Linked DNA regions of Mus musculus: region 2 is linked to region 1. The links are chromatin loops, found by intact Hi-C in ENCODE. Cell type or tissue: left cerebral cortex. All regions are shown on one strand.

The links. Hi-C counts contacts between places; a loop is a spot of excess contacts. Peaks named below come from ENCODE experiments on the same cell type or tissue, not always from the same donor. Only the 100,000 strongest peaks of a DNase experiment are listed, where the experiment ranks them.
Region 2: it touches region 1 in a loop (2.3-fold over the local background); 4 of 42 quality-filtered maps call a loop at or near these places.

What each region holds. Positions count from the first base shown.
Region 1 is chr7:77,438,317-77,446,316 of GRCm38, forward strand. No RefSeq gene overlaps it. Among named protein-coding and RNA genes, the nearest start is that of Gm30774, 1.1 Mb to the left of the region's middle. In left cerebral cortex, a CTCF peak has its summit at 3,508 (motif pointing left); a DNase peak (open chromatin) is centred at 3,491.
Region 2 is chr7:76,388,949-76,396,948 of GRCm38, forward strand. All of the region lies in intron 6 of Agbl1 (ATP/GTP binding protein-like 1), which reads left to right. Among named protein-coding and RNA genes, the nearest start is that of Gm30774, 24 kb to the left of the region's middle. In left cerebral cortex, CTCF peaks have their summits at 4,112 and 4,316; DNase peaks (open chromatin) are centred at 3,032, 4,102 and 4,671; H3K4me3 peaks cover 1,105 bases; H3K27ac peaks cover 569 bases.

The DNA.
Region 1 (8,000 bases):
CAGTGTTCCTATTTTCATAATATCCCAAGGACCTCAGGTCTCATGGAAAACAGATGAAAGCTGACATGCTTGGGGCTTTTGTTTTGTTTTATTTCATTTTCAAATAATGAGGTGCATTTCTAGGGATAGTCATGGGCAATGTCCTCTGCCTAATTCATTCTCTGAGAAGACAGTGCATCAGAGTAATTTACCCCTGCCTGGCCATCTTCAGTTCCTCCTGGGAAAAATATCTTTTACTTTAAGAATGCTACAGAATTCCTAAATCTTGATCACTGAGATCTTTGCATAATCTTGGGCTGATCCAAACAACTTTTGAAGCATGACCTTTTCATATGTGTAATGGTTTATAACAGAGGCCTTACCATGTGGTCATAGGATTTTAAGCATCAACATATATAGAGTCCCATAGAGAGATGTGTGTGGCATTAAGTTAGTTCCCTTTGGCTGACTTTTCCTTCTTCCCACCATCACCCTTGTCCCCAGGACCTTTTCCACCAGATAATAAATTCAGAATAAGGTATTTTATTCTTTATGTACAAATTTAGTTGAGCGTAAATCCATGATCTACTCATATAAAACATTTTTAAATTAAGGAAAAAAGTGTACAAGACCAACTTTGTTATTATGAGAAATGTAGATTTGAACTTGGCCTGAGGAAGAGTCCTTGACTGGATTTTAATCAACACAACCAGTGTTTTTTAAGTCAAAGCCAAATGCTTGTGACACATGATACAAAATGTATGAACTTACTGAAGGTTATTTATAAACTGATAAAAAGTTAATATAATCGTACAGAACCATTGCAGAATAACCAGAGGGTAAAATTGACGTTTTATTAAAATGACCCTCAATCATTTTATATTCTGCCTATACTATATAGTCACTTTAGCAGGTTCTATAGGTACGAAGGAGCTCCCACCTCACCTAATGTGTGATGGACCCGAGATAGAAGAAAGTTGTTTCAGGAAAAAAAAAAGGCACATTAAAATATATTCTACAAACATTTATTAAGTGGTTCGTTCATGTTAGACTTGAACATTGTAAATCAAAACACATTCCCTTAAAGAGGCCTTAAGGACAAGGTGGAAGAAATTTATGTCAGCATATAGAATGCCTATGGGGAATTAGGAAAGTCCAACAGAGTACCTTGTGGAGAAAGAGGTTGCCAGAAGCAAACTGACTTAGTCAGAATTCAATCATTAAAGTATTTATCTATTCAGGAAATATTACATTTTGACAAACATTAGGGATAGCAATAGGAATTGAATAATAAGAACCCAATCCAATTCCCACTGAGGCAACTCATTACAGTGAGGTTTTGCTTTGTAACAAAACTAAGTTCCGGGGAAGAAAAAACCCTCTATTTTCTGAGCAAATAAATACTAATATTTTATTGCTCAGCATTCACTTGAAATGATAAAAAGCAGATTTTTATTTAAAAGTTTTATTATTTTTATTTATTGTGTCTGTGTGGGTGTGTGTGGGTGGATGCATGTGCCATGTTTTTTTCTGGGATAAGGAGTGTCTGGGGACAATTTGTAGGAATGAGTTGTTCCCTTCAATAATCTAGCTTCAAATGATTGAACTCAGGCCAACAGGCTTGACAGAACACACTTTAAACATCAAATATCATCTTATTTTCCCATAGACCAACTTTTAAAAATGTATTTATTTGCTTTACATCCTGTTCACAGCTTCCCTCTGCCCTATACCCCCAGTCCCTCCCTGTCATCCCACCTCTGCCAACACCCTTTCTTCTCAGAGAAAGGGAGCCCTTCCATGGATATCAAGCTTCCATGGCATATCAAGTTGCTATAGGACTAGGGACACTTCTCCTATTGAGCTTAGACAAGGCAGCCTAGTTAGGGAAAAGGGGTCCAAAGGCATGCAATGGAGTCAGATACATCCTCTCCTGTTTGCTCAGTTGTTAAGGGTCCCACATGAAGACCAAGCTGCACATCTGTTACATACATGTAGGAAGCCTACTTCCATCATACGCACACTCTTGAGTTGTTGGATCAGTCTCTGTGAGCTTCTGTGGGCTCAGGTTCATTGTTTCTTGTAAGTTTTCTTATAGAGTTCTTTACTCCTCTGGGTCTGTCAATCCTCCCTTCCCGTCTTCCACAAGATTCTCCAATCTCAGTCTAATGTTTAGCTGTGGTGTCTCTGTATCTGTTTGCATCTGAAGTTATGTGAAGCCTCTCAGAGTACAGTTATGCTAGGTTCCTGTCTGCAAGTATAAGAGAATATCATTAATAGTGTCAGGCGTGGGCTCCATCTCAAGGCATGAGTCTCATTGTTCAGTCATTGCTTGGCAATTTGCTTAATTTCTGCTCCATCTTTTGCTATGCACATCTTGTATACAGAATAAATTTTTCATCAAAGATTTTGAAGTTGAGTTGGTATCTTCATTCCTTCATTGGAAGTCTTGCCTGGTTACAGGAGATGGCTATTTCACATTCCATATTCCCAGTTCTAGGAGCCTCAGGCCAATCTTATGAATAGACTTTATTATAAGAATGAAGAAAAAAAAATATATATATATATACTGTCTTGTTTTGTTTTGGCATTTTCCCTGGTGGTCTTGAGCCTTTGTAATATTATATGTTTACATGGTGGGTGAGAATATTGCTCTTGCTGTCCTGCAATGGTTATACTTCATGCATATCCTTAAAATCCCTAATACTCACATCTCCTAAACAAATGTATTTGGAGTGTACTATAGGAAATGCAGTGGGGGTAGAAAATAATCTAGAACTTTATTAGAAGTTTAATATTGAATAGTATATATATATATATATATATATATATATATATATATATATATATATATTTGAAATTTTTAATTCTTAGATAGTTGTGACTCTGTGAATCTAACTATACCAGTATCTCTTAGAGAATTGCACCATCTGACATAAGAAAAAAAATCAAATGTTCTAAGAAGCAGACATTTTGCAGAAACTCATAAAGGACAAGCCCTCTACTATATACCATATATATCCCCTTATTCAATCACAACTAATCTAATCTGCAGTTTATGTGCCTCATATTTGAAAATTAAGACAGATCAAGAAGTACTCAGTTACCCAGGAAACATCTCAATTGGTAAGTATGAACGCTGCCAGGATCCATGAGAATCCAAAAGAAATGTATGGAGATGCTTTATTATAATTCCAGCAATCTCTGTGATTGGCTAGCCAAACAGCATAGCCTACATGGCTAGCTAAAAGCAAAGAGAAACTCTGTCCCAAAGAGAAGTGTGGAGGCGGTGAGATTGCTCAGCAGGTAAAAATCACTTGACTTAAACCTTATAGTCTGAGATTGCTCCATGAGATCCACATAATGGAAGAAGCTGACTCATATACATACACATTGTCCTCTGACCACCACAAATGATCTTTTATAGTGCCTGCATGCGAGCACCAATGTGCACAGACAAATAAATATAATGAAACACTCAAAACCAAGACACATAACTCAAGAATCATACCCAAGGCTGACCTCTGGTGTCCACATGCATGTGTGCATAGATCTCTCTGTACATGCACCAACAGGAATATATACCCACACCACCCCCGCTGCAAATTCATAAAATTCTTTAAATTGCTGGTAGACAATTATAATTTGTAGTCAAATCTAGTTTTCTTAAGCATCTATAAACTTCAGCTTTCCATAAAGAGCTCTGAATGGCTGTCTATTTGGTGATACTTTGCAACAACAGGATGGGACTCTGTCCATCCAATACATACTTAAATACCACTTTGTCTTGATTCTCACTATCTGGAGAAAAGGGATCTTGCTAATTATTATTAGATGGCTCTTTTCTGAGCATTGAATCACACTAATGTCCTACCTTTGTGCTGTTCATTATTATAACCATGCTATTGTACAATTCTTTTATTTGTCTTAATACTTAAAAATCTAGCTACTAGCCCTCTATGAAGAGTGGAGGAAACCCTGAGTGAATGTTTATTGTTGATATGAGAACAGCCATGCCAGAAACTAAATGTCTCAGATCCAAGGAAATGGCAAAGCCTTCCCTGATGTGGCTCAAAAACAGGACAAAGCCTTCTTCTGCTCCAAGTACCAGGATTGCCCAGTGTATAGAGAAACTAGCCACTAGAGCTTCCTCCTCTCAGATCGCTGTAGCATGAAACTGGTCTTCTAGAGACCACATACAGAGATTAGCCAAATCTGCCTCCTTGTTCAGTCATATTTAATAAATAGCTCTCATTGTTCAGCCATGTCAAATGAATCCTCTCCTTCAATTCACAGATACAAAATAAATTTTCTGAGCTTCTGGTGTTGATGGTATGTCTCTACAGAGCACACTACCCACCCTATCCTAGCTTATCTGTATGTGTGTCTGTAGTTTCTTCATTTGTTGTCACCACAGTCCAGTCAGTGCTTAAGCCAAGAAGATCATGCCATACCAAGGCACAGACAGAATTACTACTAAGTGCCTATTCAAGGTTAAAATCTGGTGCCTACCAGTTTTTAGCCTTGTGATCTTGAGTAACTTTCCTTTTGTTTGTTTCATTTTATTCCTCTTAAAATGAACAATATTAGCACTCAGATAATAGGGTTGCCATGGAGATTATCTAAAACATGGTAAATAAACAGTGCCTTGAGTGAGATAAGCATTCAAGAACTGTTAGCTTCTACAATAGTACATCAGTGGAAAGCCAAATCTATCTTCTGCACACCGAAACATCTAAGTCAATAGTGTGAACATAAGCCATTATTGTTAAATTCTGTACAGATAGTACTGATCTTGAAGGCAACACACTCCTACATTACTTTTTCTGTTGTTAAAAGGAAATGTCAGTCAACTGCCAAGGTTATTAAAGACCCCATAAAACCAAGTCTTTCTCTTTGTTAAAATCATAAGGATTAAAGGTGACTAAAAGGAAAGCAATTTCTGTGTATGATTTGATGACATTTAATTTCTTAACTTAGGCACCAGCTAAAAGCTAAATACTTAAGGCTGCATGTGAACAACACATCCAGAAATTCACATCGTAGAGTGCCAGTGTCCACATGCAAGTAGGCTGTCTTAGCCCAGGCTGGTATAACAAAATTAACCTAAGTGCCAGTAACAAATACATATTCCTCATAGTTCTGAAGACTAAAAGTCTAGCATCATGGCACCAGCATGACTGGGTTCCAGTAAGTCTCCTTCTCCTTCTCATGCTACCTCTCTTTTATTTAGCCTTGATGTGCCTTCACATAGACTCAAGCAAGCCAGCTAGCTCTCTGATGTCTGCTTGTATAAGAGCACTAACCTCACTGATGATCCATCCACATCATTACCGCCCAATGGTCCACCTCTTAACATCATTGCATTTGTAGTTGGTATTTTAGCACATGGGTTTTGAAGTTCCATAGACTATAGTAGCTCCATGTCTACTTTATTCCAACTTCCATTCCTGAGATGATGCAGTCATTGTTACAGATCTATCCCAAGAGATCTGGGAAAGTTGCTGAATAAATATGTTACAGCATAAATTCTGCAAGGTAGTGATAAGGTTCTAGGCATGTATGTTATTCTATATTTGTCCTAATCTACATCTGAGGAGGCCCTTACTAAAGGTAGAAATAACACCGATATTGGGGAAGAGGAAATTCTGTATGACAGCAAATACCCTTCTGAAGGATCACAGTTGCAAGAAAATTACTCTGCTCTAGAGCAACTCATCTCACTGAAGTACACATGCAAGTGGAACCCACAAACTAATATAAGGTATAATTGACAGGAATGCAAACACTCCCTGTCAGCAAATGGCTCGTCTGAGAGAGATCGCTGGAGGAAGTCCTGGCTGGAGTTGGAAAGAAGGCAGGCTAAGACTGCCATCATATCTGGAATTATCAATAACTAGCATTCTTAGGAATCCAAGGAGGATTGCTGACAAGGATGTAAATAAATCTTAGTAACTGGCTATAGGGAAAGGGGTATTAGATCCCCTCTCTTTCCTTTTAATTCACTCATTAAACACACACACACATGCACGCGCACACGCGCACGCGCACACTCGAAAGAAATAAATAACAGAGACAGACAGAGACACAAAAAGAGAGGTAGGGAGAGAATGATACAGAGACAGAGGGGTATTGTGTACTCCTCATCATGCTATTCTTTGTGAGCCATATGAAACAGAAATGCCCATCTAAGTCTTCTGAGACTATAAGGGTCACTTGTCCAAATAAATTCTCTATATTCTTGTAAGGGTAACCACACTCATAAAACAAACATTTGCATAGTAGAGAAGTCATTTCCAAACATTAGACCTTAGTCTCTCAGGATGAGACCATCCCAAATCTTACTAGAAGGAAGGACAGAATAGACTGAATGGCTTGAGAACTCAGGTGCACAGAAAGTATAAAAGGCATATTCCAGGAATGATTGCCATTCAGATAAAACTTCACAAAAGGGAATAGTGAGTTGGAGAGATGGCTCAGCAGCTAAGAGTTCTTGCTGATCTTCCAGTGGACCTTAGTTAGCTTCCCTGATATCATGTTATGTGCTTACAAGTAATGGCTTGAATATTCATCATCTCTAGTGGACCTGAAAGCTTCCTTTGGATAGCCACACATATCATACACACACACACACACACACACACACACACACACACACACACACACACATACACACAGACAAACACACACACACAAAGACACACACACATTCCTCAAAAAACAAAAAAAATACATATTCAAAAAGAAAACAAGAAAGCAAAAATAAATATTAAAAAAAGAAAGCATTCTGGCAGAGAACTCTACAAAGTGACAGAGGTTTGCCAAAAACAAGCAATAGACAGGCTTTGGGTAGCAAGGTAAAGAGTGTGTGATACCCCAAATTCTGATGAGTAACTTAGTGTGTGAGGTATAAAGGAGTCGTTTAGGCTGCCTGTGACAACGGATTCTTGTGTTGACTGCCACCACCCTCGGCAGTCTGCTGCCCCCTCCCCCGAAACCACATACATGAATTTAGTTATTACTATACCAATGATGGAGAAATATAAGTCAAATAAATCTGAGGGCTCTAACGACTTGCCTGTGTGGACACACATGCTTGTCCCTAAACTCAGACTAGGGAATTTGCTGAGATGAACAGAGATAAAACTCAAGGCATCTGAGCAATTGTCACCACCACATGGCTGAATGTCACTGCCCTGCTGCTACTGTGGCCCCTCCCTTTTTTTTGCCCAACCCCATACGAAACACTGTGGGATGAGACACCCCTCACCACACGACACCATGGTAGCAGCAGCTGTGGTCCTCTCATCAGTAAAGTAATGAGGATTCATTTCCGTTTCATCGCCTCTGTCACGTCTGCTTTTTTCCCTCTGCGTTATTTTATTATCATGGCTGAAATTGATTGCCTTAACCAAGCAAGCATCTAAATCGCTTCCCAACATCCTCAATCCCCAGTAGCTCCCATGAGCCCTTGCCTCTCAACCTTGTCTCTCTTTTTGTCACCATTCTTCCCACACCGACCCCCTCCTCCTGCCTTGGTTCATTAACAGGAGAGAAAAAAACTCATTTGAAACAATTCGAGGGGTGAATCTGCAAGCAGTGCTCTCCTAACAGTCAGGCCAGGCTGGAGCTTGAGAGTAGCCTGTGGCTTGAGTTCTCGGAATAAGAGAGCCTTCTTGTTATCCCTGGCTGTCCTGCAGCTCTCTGCAGTCCTCCCTATTGGGAGGCAGGGGGAGGTTCAGACACAGGATCTGCAAAGAAAAAGAATGTGTCTGATGGGCAATCCCCAGGTGGTTTGGAAAAGCAGGCAGAGAAGAGGAGGCAAAGTGGAAGATATTGTGTGAGACATCATCTTGTCATGTCCCATTGTCTGGGAGTGTGTGCTGGACAAATTGGTTTCAGGAGCTGCTGTATATTGTAAGACTTGGGATTCCCACTGAGCCTCGAAGCCTGGCTTCTCAGAACTCAGTTTCTTATCATTTCCTGAGCATTGCCTTCTGCTACGTGCTGTGAGGTGGGAG
Region 2 (8,000 bases), 1.0 Mb before region 1:
ATATTTACCGGTTGGGGCTAGTCAGTCAGTGTGCCTTTGACCATCAATATGAAGACAGGCTTGGGAATCTGAGGTTACTAAGATCCTATTTATTTGTGTCTGACTGGAGTTAATTCCCCACTAGGGGCAGAAAAGCCAGGACCCAGTTCTTGGGGGAGTGGGGCCTGCCCACAGCAGTAGCACAGGGAAAGGAAAGAACTTTGGGTCACATTATGGAGAGTTTATTATTTTCTTTGGTTCTTGGTCTCTTTTCAAACAGGCTGGAAGTAATGTAGCTAGCACAGGAGATGAGGATGCTAGGAAGAGAAAGGAGGCAAAGGCATCTCAGATCTCAATTTCTGATCAGGCAAATTTTACACAGAAATCTGAGGCCTCATGTCCAATTGTCTCAGCCATTTGATGCTACAAAGAGAAAAGCCATTGTGCATCCGAGAGTCCATCTGTCTCTGTCTTTTAGATTAGGATGGCCTGCGCTAAATTCCAGAGCATTCCTCAAATCAGTTCATTTCTCTGCTCACACATGCATGCTCTCCACTAACACTCTCCACTAAGTGTTCTGTGTAGCGAGCTTGCCTTTTCGAGTTGTATTCTATCCAAAAGCACTTAGATTCTTATTATCGAAATTTAATACTGCTTTGATTAAGAAATCACACTACTTCAACTGCTTGTCTTGTTTTTTCTAACAAACCAAAACAATGCTCTCTCTCTTCCTCTCTCTCTTTCTGTCTCCCTTGCCCCTCCCTCTCTCCCTCCTCCTCTGTCTCTCTCTCTCTGTCTCTGTTTCTCTCCCTTCTTCTCCTTCCCTCCCTCTCTCCACTAGGCTTTTCTTCCTCTCACTTTTCTCTCTGCCCTGCTCTCTCACTTCCACACCCCTCTCCTGTTCTCATTGTGCCTGCAGTCTTTCCCTCTTTCCCTTTCTTTCTTAACCTCCTTTTCATAAGCATTACTCATAAACACACTTATGAAAAACTGTGATCATGGGAGCAGCCTTCGAATGAGGTACAGCAATGGGATTATAGTTGATTTGTGCTGGCCCCAGGGATGAATCTTCCAATAATGGCCTGGCATTAACCTTGCTGCCCAAATTTAAAGGTCATAATCTTGTAACAAGGAAACACCTTTTGCTTCAGGCCCTAAATCTTACTGAGGGAAGAGAAGTCTACTTCATACTTCTTTTCTACTTGAGGATTAGCATTTGGGGGGACTCAGGAAGTTACAGAAAGGGAGGGGGGCCAAGAGAAGTCAGCAGAGAAAGAAACACAGAGAAGGGAGCAGGATAGACAAGAGGGCTAATGGAAAGTTTGGCAGGAAGGCAAGACTTCTCACAGCCCTTCCTAGTTAATGTTCTGTCTGTCTGATTCCCAGGGAACAGCCTGCAGCAGTGTTGCTGCAGAGAATAGGAAGGAAGGACAAACCCAGTACACACAGAGCAACCTGGCATGGATAAATAGCTTTGTGCTTGGAGAAAACATCTGCACTTGTCTAGTGGTTGGCAGTGTAGATGCTGGAGCACATGGTGGCCAGATGATCACCCCCTGCTTTGATATGCCAAAGATGGGCCAATTTCAAGATTCATCGAAACTGCTAAGGAGTGCTGGCATCCATCCTCAGGATGGATGTGTGTGTTGAAGATGGTTGGTATTGTAGCCCCTTTGCTCTGATGGCCATGCATAAGTACCAGCCGATTAGTACAGCCTTCTTGGGGCTCATGTGCATGTTTCTCTCACAGAGCCTCTGACCTCCACTCCAGGAGAAATGGCCTGGCTTGACAAGTCCGGTGCTCTAGGTTTCTGAGACATTATGCTTCCTACCTCAGTTTCCTAATGAACTAAAGGAGGTCAGACTCTCATGGCTGAAAGACCTTGAGTTTTCCTTGTATTTCTTCATTCTCTCTCCCAGTGTGTGTGTGTACACATATATGTGCACATGTGTGAGTAAAATTTGTATGGAGGCTAGAGATCAACTTCAGGAGTTGTTCCTCAGCTGTTATCCATCTTGGTTTTTGAAAGAGTCACTTACTCAGCCTGCAGCTTGCAAGGCAGGCTAGAGAGCTGGCCAGTGAGGCCCAGGGATCTGCTCGTCTCCCCCTCCCCCATACTGGGATTACAAGTGTGTTCATGGTCATTCCTGATGCTTTTGTGTGGCTTCTGGGGTTTGAATTGGGCTTGTGTAAGCAATTTACCAACCACTGACATCTTCCCAACCAAATTATTATTATTTATTTTTGATAATTTATGGTCATGTTTATATTTATCATGTACAATATGATGTTGTGGATTGTAGCACACTGTGAAATATGGCTAAGTCTTTTCTATTTTCTTTATTTTTAAACTTAGCCTTACCCCTGTAGAGTAGGCTGGATTACTACTTACTATGTCTAAACTGGACTTGAACCCCTGATCCTCGGACCCCAGCCTCTTGACTGTTGAAACAGGAGGCATGGGCCCTCATGCTTTGTCAAACATGTGCCATTCATTTGCTGAGTAGAGAGCGCATCCTTGTTAATTTAGTTCTCGTGGCTGCCCCAAAAGGTAGTTAAGGGTTATTGTCAGGAACATATGGCCCCAGAGCATCTTGGACACTACTGACCGTACTTGTCTCTCTCATTCCCAGAGAAGAAAATGGAGGAGTAGGTAGAAGAGGTCTGATAGTCAGCTCCTGCAGCTCTTCTTACCCTCAGCACACTTGTCTGAGCACCAGCCTCTGTCGCCACTGTTCAATGTAAGGTTCCTGGCTAATTCTTTACAGTGTAAAGTGGTGCTCAACCTTCCTGATGCTGTGACCCTTGAACACAGTGCCTCATGTTGTGGTGACCGCCAACCATAAAACTATATCATTGCTGCTTCATAACTGTAATTTTACTACTCTTATGAATAATGTAAATACCTGAAAAACAGGATATCTGATATGCAACCCTCTACCTGCAAAGGGGTGCACAACCCACAGGTTGTGAATCACTGCATTAAACAGAATGGAACCAGCCATGGTGCAATGTGCACATAAATGTGTGTGCCTGTTTTATTCTTTGAGCACCCACACAGGGGTTGGGCTTCTTACTGCAGCTCTTACCTCATCTCAGGCCACATTAGAGGCTCTCCTAATTATTTGATGTTGGATAAGGAAGGAGTCCAGTTTCCTAGAATCTTTTTCCACCATGCCTTAGTTATTGTGGTATGTTCACAAACCCGATTGTCTCTCTCTCTCTTTTTTTTTTTCTACTATGACTTCTGGGGAAGCATACATTATGTATTTCACTGATGAGTCAAACATCTCCTTCAAATAATATTGATTTTTTTTTTTTGTATTTGTCACACTGCTGCAGTTGGCTTCATTTGAAGGCAGCATGGCAAGCCACATCCATCACCATGCTGGTTTAAAATGACACGTATATCCATTTATTGAGTTCTTAGCATGTCAGACACTGTGTATGTTTAGCCCGAAAAGGATATTTCGCAATCCCCGTCTCAGTAAGTGGGGTAACTGAAGTCTGGAAGGCTTAAATAATTTATTCAGGCAGCAGGCTTTAGGGTTTACCTGACAGTCTCTTCCTCCCAGTGAGCTAAGCCCCATGCTTCACCAGGAAGAGATTAAAGAGGCTAGGTTTACTTAACCCAAAGAAGGAACAACGAAATGTTGAAAGGAAGCTAAGTAAATATTGCTTAAGTATCAGGAGAATTATCTTGGAAGACCATGTGTTACTTAAGTCAGAAACATCACACGGTCCACTCCACATAACGTTTGAATGGGCCCCGGTGAGAGATGCTAAAACACCAGCATGTGTGTGAGGAGCCTGTGTTTGCTGCTTCGAGGGTGAGCATCAGGCAAGGCTGATGAATGGGGGCATGAGATCCGGGAGCGAGGAGCAGGAACTGGAAGGATTACAGGCTCCTATTACGTCATGCCACATTCAATTTGGCATATTCCTCTTTACTTTCTTGGCTTCGAGTCCGGTCTTGCCTGCCAAATACTTACGTGCTTTGCATAAGTGCATAAGTGATTTTAAAAAGTTTAAGTTAAAAGGTTGCAACTGTGCCGGTTGTCTCCTTTGCCCTCCTCAGCCTGATGCTGCAAGGAAGTGTGGGCTGAGTTGCAGACAGTTGTTCCTGTAGTTCCTCTTCATGCCATGTGGTGGTGCTGTTCTTCTAGTTATCTCGACCATTGCTAGTCCAATATTTATTTTCGGTGAGTAATTTGTTTATCAGGAGGTTATTTTAATCTAATTTTGGCCATATTTGCTAGCGCACACTATCTGTGCTTCCCAGCGTTAGCAGCTTGCATGTCTTGAAGGAAATTATCTGAAGATGGTCTCAGAGGCATTTGCGCAGCCATTATTTAAGGGAGGTGGGAGGAGGCAGGGTGAGTGGAGCCTGGGGTTAGAACAGCGGATGGAATTTGTTGCCTTCCAAGTGGTGTTAGCATGACTGAGCAGGATTGACAGAGGGCGGGGACATCCCAGTAGCATTTTGCAAGCTGTCTCTGCTTGACAGCAGCAACGCTGGTTGTTAGGGTCGCTAGTCTCCCAGACCCTTGTGACAACTTGTAAAGGTCCTAAATTGGTTTGGGAGGACAAGAGTCTTCTAGTTCTGCACCCTCTGCAAGAGGCCCTTCTCCCAATCTGATGACATCTTTAATTAACTGCTACTGCAAGCTGCCTGTGAGCTGGGGAGTGGGGGAGGTTGGAAAGAGCGTGACTGTACCAGAGCAACCACCGCAGCATCCACAGCGTGACTATGGTGATGAATAGCGTGCTGGACACTTTGCTCACGTTACATTGAACTCTTTGTCCTCACTTACATAATAGTCATAGTACTATACCTGTCCTACATGCCAAGAAGAGGTAGTTAGCACAAAACAAAGACTTGCTGAAGTCCCACAAAAAGCACAAGGAAAGCTAAACTTTACCTCAGTTGTGACTGCTTCCAAAGCGTCAGATTTTCATATTTCTGGTAACCTTCAGCAGGAGTCAGGAACCCTGGACTGAGCCATAGATTGACTATGCGATCTTAAACATGGCCTTAGGTTGGCTTGCAGTAAGTGGAGGGTTGTAGGCGGGGCTTGATGCTTCTTTGCAACAGAATCTAACGTTTTCATCACCAAAGCCTAAGTGTGAATGACACATATTTGGTAGGCACAATGGGGCTCAGGTTGAGACCCCAGTTAAGAACAGCTCATTTTTTTCTTTTGCTTTCCAACTCTTGTTAGACACTGAGAAGTTTCCAGGGACGTTCCTGAGGGTCTGGAAGAAATCAGCCTTGGAAACTTCTGAATGAATATCATCGTGGGGTGTGTGGGAGCTTGACCTGTTGTTTGCGATTACAGCTTCAAGATGGAGTGACATGATGCTTTCTGTGGGAGGCTGGAAAAGTGTGTCACACTTCTCTAAGTAGTAAAATAATAATAATAATAAATGGTAATATAATAATAGTAATGATAGTCTAGTGATATTTGACCCAGAGAAAGCCAGAGTCTTGTATCCATCAAGACCCAGTCCAGTCATTTTGCAGTCTCTTAGAATTAATGGGCCTAATTAAGCAGTTGAATTGAACCTAAGTTGTTGAGGACAGTGGGGTTGTTATCCAGTGACAGGAAGGTAGGCTAGTGAACCCTTTCCTGTGATGGTCAAACTCTTCGGAGGTGACCATCCTGGGTCTGAACAGAGCTGTGAATGGCGCTGATAAGATGTTCCCGCTTGACACAAAACTTGGCTAAAACATTATTGTTGGCATGCCGCTGTTAAGTCGGGTCAGTTCTTATGCACAGGTAGCATACTATCTTTTACCACCTCTATCTCCAGGGCTTCCCCTCTATTCTAACATTTGCCTGCAAGTTTGGGTCAAAGTGTCCCTTCGAAAAGACTGTAAAAGTGTAAAAGTCTCCAAGTCATGATGAAGATGGTATACATGTGATATAATTGCATCAGTCATCATAAGGGCATGATATGGTGGATATCACTGTTTACATAGTGATCATAATGTCTGCTCTCATGGTACCCTGGGGTCAACTACAGAGACATAGTTATCGAGGCAGGCTGGTCTATACCCTCTAAAAATAATGAGCAACATGGAAGCTGGTGATGAGCCAGGAGCGGGAGCGGAGCAATGGATCTTAATAAACTTTGGTAAAAGTCACTGCTAGTTTATTATTACTGCCATCAGAGGCTGAAGGAGCTGATGCTGTATAGGGATAGGGCTTGTTCAAATTTAAATTGAGGTTGTTTAAATTTGTCACCCAAGATCTGTCCATTGAGTTAAATTGACTCATGGTTGTTTTTAGTGCCTAACTCCCCTCTCTCCCACCAAGAAGCCTCTTTTGTGAAATGGCTAACAGAAAATAGTTGAGAGTTTGTGGACCACACTCTTTCTATTATAGCTATTTCCCTCTGCCCTGAGAGGGCAGAAGCAGCTATAGGCAACACATAAAGGAATAGCTATGGCTATGTTCCCATAAAACTTTATAAAAATAGTCTGTGGGCAGTGTGCTGACCCCTGCTTTAGACTGAGTGAGCCTCAGCCCTGAGGACTGTATTCCATTAATTCTTATTTCTTAAGCCATTAACTCTAATGTATTTTATACAGCAGGCACTCAGAGCAAGTTATTTGAATAAGCAAAGGAATGGATAAACAAATGCATGCAAATCCGGTCCCCTCTCAGTGCACTTACTTTGTTTTCAGTTTGGGCATTCAGGGGTTAACATCCAGGGTTGTGTAGTTGTAAACCCTTTAGGTTTTAGAACTTGTATCATACTGGCATAATTGATGGCAGCCTGTGGGTTGACAAAGATAAACTATCACAAAGATTTAAAGGGATAGACAAAAAGATAAACACTCCCTAGCTCCAGAGGCACAGACTGCTTCCTCATCCCATCCAGGATTGGCTGTACAATTATTTATTTATGTCAAGATGCACATCAGTTGGTTCCCAGAGATCCTAGAAGTGGCAGGTTACAGAGCAACTTTCATATATTATCTCATTTAATGCCCCAAATACTTCTGTAAGACAGGTAAATATTTAACAATTCCACAGCAGCAGTGGTTTTCAATGTGATTGATTTTGTCCCCTCAGGAACATTTATTGAGGCTAAGGACAATGTGACTGCCACATGTATGGGAGGGTTACTCCTGGAAGCGAGGGGATCCAGACCAGTTTGCTGTTAACATCCTACAGTGCTCAGATGGCCTCCTACAATAAGTAATATCCAGTTACCGTTGTCCATAGAGGTTGAGAAAATCTTGCTCTCTGGAGACTCAGAGAGGTTGGCTGAGCTCCTCATAGCTGTGTAATACACATTAGATGTGCTGGGAATAAGATATACCCATTCATTTCATTCGAGAAGGCTTCAAATCTGTTTTCAAAAGTAAATGATTTGGAATGACATCTTGGTAGAGATGTGTATATAAATGGATGACAGTGAAGGTTAGAGATGCCACTCAACCTGTTCCTTAGCTCTTGTCCCTAACTTCAGACTTCTGCTAGACCCTAAGTCCTTCCACATTTCCTGGAGTCATTATTGTCTCTGTCTGGTGTGTGTGTGTGTGTGTGTGTGTGTGTGTGTGTGTGTGTGTGTGTGTTATTGTAAAGCTTCCATGTTATGCTTGTGCAGAATGAGAGAAAAGCAACATAGGCATCATGGAGGAGGTCATGGTTATTATAGTCTAGGTGATAGAAAAGCAAATGGACATATTGATAGTGGTTGGAGCTGGGTTCAAAGGAATATGCAGGAGGTTCAAGGACTTAAGATTTCATAGTGAGGTGCCATTGGAGGACAAGGTGGAAGGCAGCAGGCTGGATGTGTGTGCTCTTGGATCCTCTTCATCTACCGAGTCTGGAGGCTCTATGAAACATGAGCTGAATTACTCTTCTGTAAAACCACACAATTTGCTCCCTTGTAGTGCAAAGTGCTCAACTGCAATGTGGCCAGAAGCAGGAGATGTTACATCATACAGGTGCCTCAAGTATCAGCTATCCAAGAGGGCAGGTGGAGGAAGCCTCTAGCTTCTTTC